2 separate regions of the Mus musculus genome follow, and region 1 is linked to region 2. A link is a loop called in an ENCODE intact Hi-C map of the cell type or tissue named here. Cell type or tissue: left cerebral cortex. All regions are shown on one strand.

Region 1 (5,000 bases), 140 kb before region 2:
TTCATTCATTTACTTTTGAGACAGAATCTTTAGTCCAGGCCGGCTTCCATCCTTCTAAGTAGGTAGGCCACTGCTTGGGTTTATGTGGTACTGGGTAATGGTCAGGGCTTCATGTATGTTAGGCAAGCACTGAGCTACATCCCCAACTTTTTTAAAATTTTCTATTTAACAAACAGGGTAACCACCTTCCGATCCTCCCGCATCAGACTCCCATAGCACTTCCTTCCGCTTCTAAAAGGTGGGTCTTTAAATATTTCCAAAGGTCATTCGCAGGTACAAGGCCATCACTTTCTGGGGCCTTTCTAACAGGGGCGTCCCCTTACCTCGCTTGAACTCCTCCAGGACAGCGTCCAGTTTGGTATCGTTGAAGACAAAGTGGAGTGGATGGTTGTAGAAGCGGGTGATGGTGCTGAGCGGTGTGCAGTCCTCGGGCTCAACGATAGCCAAGTCTTTGAGGTAGAGCATGTCCACGATGTTGGAGCGCTCCTCCTCGTACACTGGGATGCGCGTGTGGCCGCTCTGCATGATGCTGGCGAGGACGCTGAAGTCTAGGACAGTGCCGGAGTCCAGCATAAAGCAGTCTTCGAGCGGCGTGAGCACGTCCTCCACGGTCCGGGAGCGCAGCACTCCCTTGCTGAGGTCGCTGTAGGGGTCGCCGCCGCCGCGCGCCAGCTCCAGCACGCGCTCCCGCAGACGCCCCGGCCGCGCTGCCAGCTCCAGCAGCTGCCCGACCGGCAGCGCCACGGGCAAGGTGAGCAGCACCGCCAGGCGGCTGAGGCCCAACGCGCGCGGCGCCAGCGCCAGCGCCCAGCGTCCGCTCACGGCGGCCGGCAGCACCTCACCCACCAGGAACACCAGCCCCGCGCAACCCAGCACGGCGGGCACGGCGCGCTGGCCCGCCGCCCCGTACAGCAGCACGGCCAGTGCCGCCTGCGCCAGGCTGGCCAGAAGCAGCAGCGCGCCCAGGGCGCAGCCGGCCCAGCGCCGCGCGGGTTCCAGGCGCCGCGCCGCCGCGCGCTCCGCCTCCGAGCCGCTCTCGCGCAGCACCTGCACCTCGGCCGGCGCCAGCGCCAGCGCGCTCAGCTGCAGGCCGCGCGCCACCGCCGCCAGGGCCAGCAGCCCGGCCGCCCCCAGCCCCAGCGCCCAGGGCGGCGCCGCCTCCTCCGCGGCCCCACCACCCGGCTCCACGCGCACCGCCAGCAGCGCGGAGCGCGGGTGGCCGGCCTCGGCGCGCAGGCGCAGCAGCGCGCGCCACTCGCCCGTCGGGGCGGCCGCCTCCTCGGGCTCCGTGGCCCGTCCGCCCTCCGGGCAGCCTGCGCCCTCGGCGGCTACCCAGGTCCAGGAGCTGTTGGCCAAGCCGGAGCAGAAGAGTCGCAAGCACAAAGTGGCCTCTGGCGCTGCCCTTCCGCGCAGGGAGCCCGCGCCCGGTGCGCTGTCCTCTTCCGTGCAGAAGTTCAGCAGTCCCGCGCCCGGCGCCGGCGCCGCCTCCCCTGCGGTGCTGCCCAGACAGAACGCGGCAAGCACCCAGCCCAACCAACCCACCACAGCCGCAGCAGCCGCCGCCATGGCCTGCTACCCCTTCTGGGCCTCGGGCGCAGCCTACCCCACTCACCCGCGCCTCTGTTGTTGCAGCCAATCGGCGCGGGCCTCCGCGTCACTTTGACCAATAAGCGGCTGGCGGGGGCGGGCTCTGGGGAGAACTAGGCTGCGCCGGGGAGTAAACAAGCGGCGCGGGGCGGGGCGAGCCGGAGGGGCGTGGGGCTCCGCAGGCAAGGGAGGACGCGGGGCGGCTGTCTGGGACGGCCTCGGAGTTCCCGGCGCGTGTGGACGAGCAAAGGAAGGTCATTAACCCTCTGGCCAGCAAGGCTAAGGGCTGAATAAGAACCAGGGACTGGGCACAGGGAAACCTGGAGTCGTTTGTTTAAAACATTTTCTTATCATTTGTATTTGTATGTGGGTTTGCGCTTGCGAGGGCAGTGCTTTGGGCAGACGCAAGAGGGCGTCGAATTCCCCCTGGAGCTGGAGTTCCAAGCTAATGGGAAGCTGTGCTGGGAACTGAACTCTGGTCCTCAGCACACATTCTTAACCTCACCCAGCTCTATTGGTTTGTTTTAAAGCTAAAGTCTCTTAGCTTTGCGTTGGGCTCTGTGGATATCAAGACAGACACCTGCTTTTGAGGAAGATGCCTTGATAGGAAGGTCCATAGTAAATACTCAAACCCAGAAAAATCTGTTTCCTTGAATCTTCACACTTGTTTCATGTAATTAAGCTTACAATAAAACGATGTTTAGAGACTGATTCTGTGTGCCTTTGGTTTCTGACATGCACCTGACATTCGGGTCATTCAGCCATGCAGGGAGATAGCAGCTGTCAGGAATTTCCATACATGCTAGCTTCACAACCACAGTTTATTCTGATTCCTCGGGTTGAGAAAGCTGTTTGAGAGGGTTCTTTTTGTCCTTATTTTGGAAGACACCTGCATGATCAGATGGAGCATTCTTCGTTCATTGTATGTGGTCTTTATGGGATTAGCTTCTCTATGGGTATCCCTGTTTTTTGCATTTTTCTCTCTACTTTCTCCCTAAATGTACTAAGACATGTACACATCTTATACATATGTTTTGTTTTGTTTTGTGTCTGTGTGGGCCCAAGTGTATGTATGTGTGTTGTGTATGCAGGTGCCGAAGGAGGCTAGAAGAGGGCACTACATCCCCTGGAACTAGAGTTGACATTTGTGAGCCACCATGTTGGTTCTGGGAACCAGGCCTTCTGCAAGAGTGGTAAGTGCTCTTAACCACTGAGTCCATCTCTCCAGCCTCTTGAATTTTTTTTCTAAAATGGATTCTGTAGACATAACTGAAACAGTCCCACATGGCATATGTGCATACACGCAAACATACACATACAAACATCAATTTTTTTTTTGAGACAGTGTTTCTCTGTGTAGCCCTGGCTGTCCTGGAACTCTGTAGACCAGGCTGGCCTCGAACTCAGAAATCCACCTGCCTCTGCCTCCCAAGTGCTGGGATTAAAGACATGTGCCACTACTGCCTGGCCAAACATCAATTTTAAAATAACAATAAAAAAATGTAACAAAGCAAACACCTCATAAATGGGGGCAAGGTATGATCTCCCTGGCTAGCTTGTGCATCTTAGCTCCATGTGCTCTTCATTTGCTCGTGTGACAAGCATTTCCTACACTGAGTGTGTGCGGGACAGGTAACTTCCCAAAGGCTGGAACTCTGGCAGGGACAACAGCTTCCACCCTCGTGGTGCTCAGAACCAGTGCTGGGATCCCAGGAAACATTTTAAGACCCGGTTGGAAGTGTTATAAGGAGAGGACGAGGAAACATTGGGGAGATGATGCTAACGGAGATGTAGGTAATCAAGGAGGGAACATTTGAACAGAGGTTGATATGAGGGGCAAGCCTTATAAGGTCTGGGAAGAAAGGTCCCAGAGAGAAGTGACAGGAGGGGCGAAGGCCTGGGACAATGATCTCTTCCCCACAAAGCTAGAGCAGCTGGTATGTCGCAGGGGTTCAGCACCAAACACACTTGTGATGGACAACAGACCGCTCCAACTTTATCCCATCTCTGTATACACGGCTCCAACTTCATCCCATCCCTGTATACACATTTCTACGTTAGCCTTTCATTTGGGGTATTCTTTCCATTGCCTACCCAAGTGCAAATCTTTTTCCCCTGATGGCAGGGCCTTCCTTTGTAGCCTAGGCTGGCCTCAAATTCCTGATGCTACTGCCTCAGTCTCTTGTGTGCTGAGATGACACGTGCCAGCACGAACAGCTTACCCAGGGTACTGGAAGAAAGGAAAGCAAATGGAGACCAGCCAGCTCAAAAACAACGTTACCAACCAGGGCTGGGCGTGGTGGCACACATCTCGAATCCCAGCACTTGGGAGATAGAGGCAGGTGAATCTCTGAGTTTGAAGCCAGGCTGGTCTACAGGGCAAGTTCCAGGACAGCTAAAGGTACATAATAGAAACCCTGTCTCAAACAAACGAAACATGGTGGTGCATGCCTGTGATACCAGCACCCAGGAGCTAGAGGCAGTGGGTCACCACCACATGAGACCAACGTGGGCTCCACATGGAGACCCTCTACCAAGCACAAATAAAACAACCTCCCATTCCAGCCCTGCGGGGTTCTCTGGCCTTGGTGCCCAAGACTGCACATGCTAGTTCTCAGCACGTGTGCTTGCCACCAAACTGTTCCACAGCTGCGCTTCTGAGCGATAACCTAGGCAGCACAGCAAGGAAACCTTAGGTCTGCCATTTCAGATGGACACTCCAACCCCCCAAAGCCATTGACATAGACAAAGTCGTTTCTGTGTGTTGTGAAACGACACCATCCTACTATTGCATGGAGCCCAAACAGCCCTCAGCCCCCAGAGCGGAAGGAGGGCTATTTGTTCATTGGTTGCTCCATTCCAACACTCACTAGCAGAATCCTATGACATCGGACTTATTTGCCCTGCATGTCTGCCAGCACCGGCCTCTCCACAACAACTCCTGTGACAACTGCCTTGATTATATATACTTTGTAAATTACAGTTCTTCTTGTATTTCCCTTCCAAATGGTTCTACAATACTCAACTGCCCTTGTCCTGTCACAAGTGACAGCTAGTCACTTGTCTCTACAATATACAGCAAATAGTCCAGAAACAAAATACCAAAGTTATATGCTCACCAAAACTTATATACATTTCATTTTTTATTACCAATCAAAAATAAAGTCCATATATTGTTTAGCAAATATTATCATTGTTTTGTGACAAAAGACACAAGAGTCATAACAACAAAACTCCCCGAGAGTCAAACTCATAACAATGCCAAAATAAATCACAAAAATATACAAATTAAAATCTTAATGCAAAATAAATAGGAGTCATCTGCTATGGCGGCTGTGACTTGGCCACCCACTTGGATGCCGTCTGCAGAGTCCTCCTCTGCTGGGAAGACATGCAGACTGGGCCAGTTCCAG
Region 2 (5,000 bases):
CCACATCCTTGCAAGTATCTGCTGTCACCTGAATTTTTAATCTTAGCCATTCTGATGGTGTGAGGTGGAATCTCAGGGTTGTTTTGATTTGCATTTCCCTGATGATTAAGGATGTTGAACATTTTTTCAGGTGCTTCTCAGCCATTTGGTATTCCTCAGTTGAGAATTCTTTGTTTAGCTCTGAGCCCCATTTTTAATGGGGTTATTTGGTTTTCTTTAGTCCATGTTTTTGAGTTCTTTATATATATTGGATATTAGTCCCCTATCTGATTTAGGATTGGTAAAGATCCTTTTAAATACCTAATTAAAAAAACCTGGGGGAAAAAAAAATTGAACCTTACATCTGTCCTCTGCCTCATCTTCCACCTCATCCTAGTCTGAGCTGTACCAGTTTCTTATTAAACTCCGCAGAGCCCTAGAATTGTATCCCAACATTCTGCAAAGCTTTCCCTCCCTCTCTTCATCTCCCCATCTCTCTGGTTTGCTTTGAGGTCTTGAGACAGGGTGTCATGGTGTAGCTCAGGTTGTTCTGGAACTCACCTCGATCCTCCTGTCTCAGCCTCCAGAGAGTGCTAGGATTATAAACCCCGATGGGCTGAAATAAACCCCACCCGCACACTGCAAATTGAACCCAGCTCTGTAACAGGGAAGGGGACACCGAGCGCTGGGGTGGTCTGAACTATCTTGCTCTTTGTCCTCACTTTTCCCACAGAAAACGCAGAGGGAGAACGTCTCTGCCCCGGGAGTCGCGCGCGCTTTCCGCGTTCCCCACAGGTTAGCCAGGTCCCGGGCGCGGATCCGCTCCGGGCTTTGCCGCTCGCCGCCGCGCGGTTCCGGGAGAGCGATCTGCTTCCGCGTTTTCCTCAGAGCCCAAGGCGCCGGGAGGTAAGGCGCACGCGCATTGGGGTCCGGCTCGGGCGAGCGCGCGGCCGACAACTGCGGGTGAGACGCGGTTTTGCCCCGGCGCGGGTGGTGGCCCGTGGGGTTCCAGGCGTTGGGCGGCGGGCTCGGAGAAGCCCTCGGGGCTCCGCGGGCATGAGGGGTCGGGGGCTGAAGCCGCGGGCCAGGCCGGGCCGGCCGGGCGGGGCGCGGGAGGCAGACGCGGCGCTGGGGCGGCCGAGGCGCGAGGCCGAGGAGGGCCCCGGGAGGGGAGGTGGGGCCGGGCGGCTCCTCCTCGCCGGGAACTCGGGATGACCTTGGCCGAGTCGTCCGGGCTCCGGGGCCGCCGCCCGGGTGGGCCGTTTTGAGGTTCTGCGGTTCCGTGGCGGGAACCTCTCAGAGGAGCGGGCCGTTTGCTGGGCGCCTCGCCGAGGGAGGGCGAAGGAGGAGAGGCCTTCTGAGGGCCCGGCCGGGCTGAGGGCGGGCTCTAGTTTTTCTCTTCCCAAAACTCCGGAGTACCATGAGGTTGATGCAAACCTTTGGTGGAGCGTGACCCTAGGAGAGTCCCCTTGACCTCAGCCCAAAGCAATGAAGCTTGGAGGCCCGCGGTGCCCGCCTGTTGTGCTGGGGCCACCCGAGCAGACCAGCCCTGCCCACGTCCTGTTTAGGGGACGAAAAGTAGGGACCTTTAGCTTTTGATGAATTCATGTTTGTGATCCCTCTGGTTTGCAAAAACCTTTACCACCCAGGAAGAAAATTGCCCAGCAAATTTAGGTTTTTGTTTTTGAGATGGGATCTCAATATATTGCTCTGGCTGTCCTGGAACCCACTCTGTAGACTAGGCTGCCCTTGAACTCCCGGAGATCCGTCTGCTTCCGCCTCCCCAGTGCTGGGATTAAAGGCGTGCGTCACCACGCCTTGGCAATTGCAAAGGTCATGTTTTTGTGAACTGTGGAGTCTTGTCAGTTTACAGTTATAAAATTGTGTATGGCACCGTTCTGTTTGGTGGCGGTGTGGGAGGACACATAGATGTGCATAATCAAAGATCGAATGCTGAGCATAAAGACATGTTTTGATAGTGAAAGTTGGGAGAAATGGAAGCTATTGAATTCACAAGCCCCCTTTCACTGCAGGTGACTAGCATGCAGATATTCACACCCTGACTTGGCTGCTTGACTACTGACATGGCCCACCGGGGTGGGGAGAGGGACTTCCAGACTTCAGCTCGGCGGATGGGTACCTCCCTGCTCTTCCAGCTTTCAGTGCATGAGCGGGAACTGGACCTCGTTTTCCTGGATCATAGCTATGCAAAACCGTGGAGTGCCCACCCAGATGCCAGTAGTGCCCGCCCCACCCGCATGCTCTTTGTAACCCCCCGTCGGCAGCAGGAGAATACTATGTGAGTTTGAGAATACCATGTGAGTTTGGGTTTCCTTCTTAAGGAAGTGATGCGTGGCGGGGCTTAGATGTTCTTAGGAGTGATTGGGGCTGCAGGGTGAATGGAGAGCTTGGATGAGCAGCATCAGAACGGCAGGGCAAAGTTGGACACCTACACAGACATTGCCAAACATGAGTTAGGAAAGGGAGATGCGCAAAGGAAAACAGCCTAGCTTGCTTAGTTCCCAGTAACTAGATAATTCCTTCTTCCCTTTACTGCAGCATCTAGTTTGTTTGGCAGTGGCTACAATCTATCATTGAGTCTCTGGCTTCAGTGCACAGATTGGGAGACAGTTCCCAAAACATTGCTTTCAATTCTTACCTCCTTACAAAAAGCCACCTGTGGGTTAATCTAAACCCTTCCTAAGTAAGTCTCTTTATCTTTCCAGCCACCCTATGTCAGGGGGCAAGAACATTTCAAAAATGTACTCTCTGATAAATGATTTGATTATATTTGACCTAACTAATTAATTTTGAACCTTCTGACTTCACTCGTATCAGGATTTGTTGAGACACTCTTTTTCTGATCATTACAAATTTTAAGATAGGAGATTTTGTGTTTGTTTTGACTTCATGTTTAATCTTTCCTCAAGCACAGGTTATTTTTGTTTTGTTTTGGTGGGAGTTGAGATCTTGTATTTGGGTTCTATACACACACACACACACACACACACACACCCCTCTCTCTCTCTCCAGACAGTAAGTAGTATGAACTCTGATCTTCCTGCCTGCACCTCTCAGGTGCTCGGATTATAGATCTGTGTTACCTCCATCACTTGGGTCTTACTGTGTACCCCTGGCTGGCTTTGAGCTTGCTGTGTAGTTCAGGTTGGCAGCCTCCCTACGTTCCGATTGCAGTCATTGCTGTGGCTTAGAGTAATAGTTTGCTTATTTAAGATAGGGTTTCTCTATGTAGCCCTGGCCATCCTGGCACTCTCTATGTAGATCAGGCTGGCTCACAGATCTGTCTGCTTCAGCCTCCCAAGTGCAGACCTGTAATACCTCCCAGCTCAGAGGAGTTTTTCTTTCCTAATGATAGTAACAGGTTTTTGGCTTTCAGTTTCCTCATCGTCCATGAGCCGTGACTTTAGGGGAACATTCTAGCATAATCCTGATCCTTCTGGCCTGGGGATAACTGAAAACCGCCTTTAAGTAGAATTTGAATTTTTTTTTTTTAACTATATAAAACTTCCTGCTTTGTGTTTGTATCTTAATGACTCTTTTATTTTTGATGAGAATCAGTGATTTAGGAACCAAATTACTGTATTGGAAAATTTATTTTATTTTTAATTGTGTTTATGAGTGTGGTATGTTCATCGAATACCAGTGTCCTCAGAGGTTAGAGGCATCAGATCTCCCTGGAGCTAGAATTAGACAGTTGTGTCACCCACCCCACGTGGGTGCTAGGAATCAAACTTGGGTCTTCTGCAAGAGCATCAAATGCTCTTAACTGCTGAGCCATCTTTCCAGCCCTTAGGAACTGAATTTTTAAATTGTTTTATTTTTATATAGCTGCATTTTTAAAAGACTTTGGAGCCAAGTGTGGTAGCTCATGCCTATCATCCCAGCACTTGGTGAGGCTGAGGCAAGAGCAGAGTCAAGAGGTTAAGGCTAGGAGCTGGAGAGAGATGTGTCAGCAGTTAAGATCATACACTGCTCCTGTAGAGGACCCAAATCCAGCTCACAGCACCCATGTCAGATGTCTCTGGCCTCTGTGGACACTGGAGCTCACATGTGCATACCCACATATATGCATTTAAAATCTTAAACTGTAACGGCTGAGTTCAAGGCTAGCCTGGGCAACATAGTTCCAGGCCAGGATGAAACTTTAAGAAAAAAACAAAAAAAAAACAAAAAAAACAAAGCCACAGAAAGTGTAATGACCTTGCCTTTCCCAGGCACACAGCAGGGAGAGGAGAGAGCTAGATGAGAGGATGTAATGACTGTGGATATGAAAATCATTTAAAGCTAATCATGTTTATTAGACATGTCTTAAACCTTGGCAACCAGCTGATGGTTAAGCATCTGTGTTGTGTGAAGTGTGTGTGGCTTGGTCCTATTTCCTCACCTGTTTACAGTGAGTCAGACGTTCCAATAGATGTGGAGACGGTCACGGCAACTCCTGTTCCACTTTATGACAATCAGAAGGCAAGAAGTGTGATGAACGAGTGTGAACGGCACGTGATCTTCGCCAGGACAGATGCAGATGCTCCTCCTCCGCCAGAAGACTGGGAAGAACATGTCAACAGGTAGGCCAGTCCGGGATAGATTGGCCAGTTTGCAGCTAATGTTAGTACTTGGTAATTCTGTAGTATCATTGTCATTGAAATGTTGACTAGAGCTCATCTCATTTCGCTTACGGCCATGCAGTGGGGATGTCTCCGCTCACTGTCCTAATTCTAGCACACTGACCAGCATACACAGTGGCAGATGTCTACAGTTGCAGCGCCGTGGAAGGCCTAGGCAGGAGGAGGACTTGAACTTACGATGAGTGTGGTCAGCTCTTTTTACAGCAAGGAGTGGTTGGGGATGTTGCACAGTGGTAAAGCTTTTTCCTGGCATGCGTGAGGCCCCAACACCACAAAACTGAAATAATTCAGAGCCACCCAAACTCCCTAAAAAACTAAACTTATGTTTGCATTGATATGATATGGTATGATCTACAATTAAGGTAATAAATGTTT

The links. Peaks named below come from ENCODE experiments on the same cell type or tissue, not always from the same donor. Only the 100,000 strongest peaks of a DNase experiment are listed, where the experiment ranks them.
Region 1: it touches region 2 in a loop (3-fold over the local background); 5 of 42 quality-filtered maps call a loop at or near these places.

What each region holds. Positions count from the first base shown.
Region 1 is chr1:36,508,477-36,513,476 of GRCm38, reverse strand. It overlaps Cnnm4 (cyclin M4), which reads right to left. Exons shown (of 7, transcript NM_033570.2): 7 at 4,701-5,000. It overlaps Cnnm3 (cyclin M3), which reads right to left and starts at 1,610. Exons shown (of 8, transcript NM_053186.3): 1 at 324-1,610. The coding sequence starts at 1,566. In left cerebral cortex, CTCF peaks have their summits at 761 and 1,998 (motif pointing right); DNase peaks (open chromatin) are centred at 798, 1,119 and 1,647; H3K4me3 peaks cover 1,869 bases; H3K27ac peaks cover 969 bases.
Region 2 is chr1:36,365,047-36,370,046 of GRCm38, reverse strand. It overlaps Kansl3 (KAT8 regulatory NSL complex subunit 3), which reads left to right and starts at 866. Exons shown (of 22, transcript NM_001310513.1): 1 at 866-942; 2 at 2,013-2,278; 3 at 4,395-4,565. The coding sequence starts at 2,064. In left cerebral cortex, no CTCF peak of the experiment used is centred here; DNase peaks (open chromatin) are centred at 861, 1,747 and 2,168; H3K4me3 peaks cover 1,921 bases; H3K27ac peaks cover 856 bases.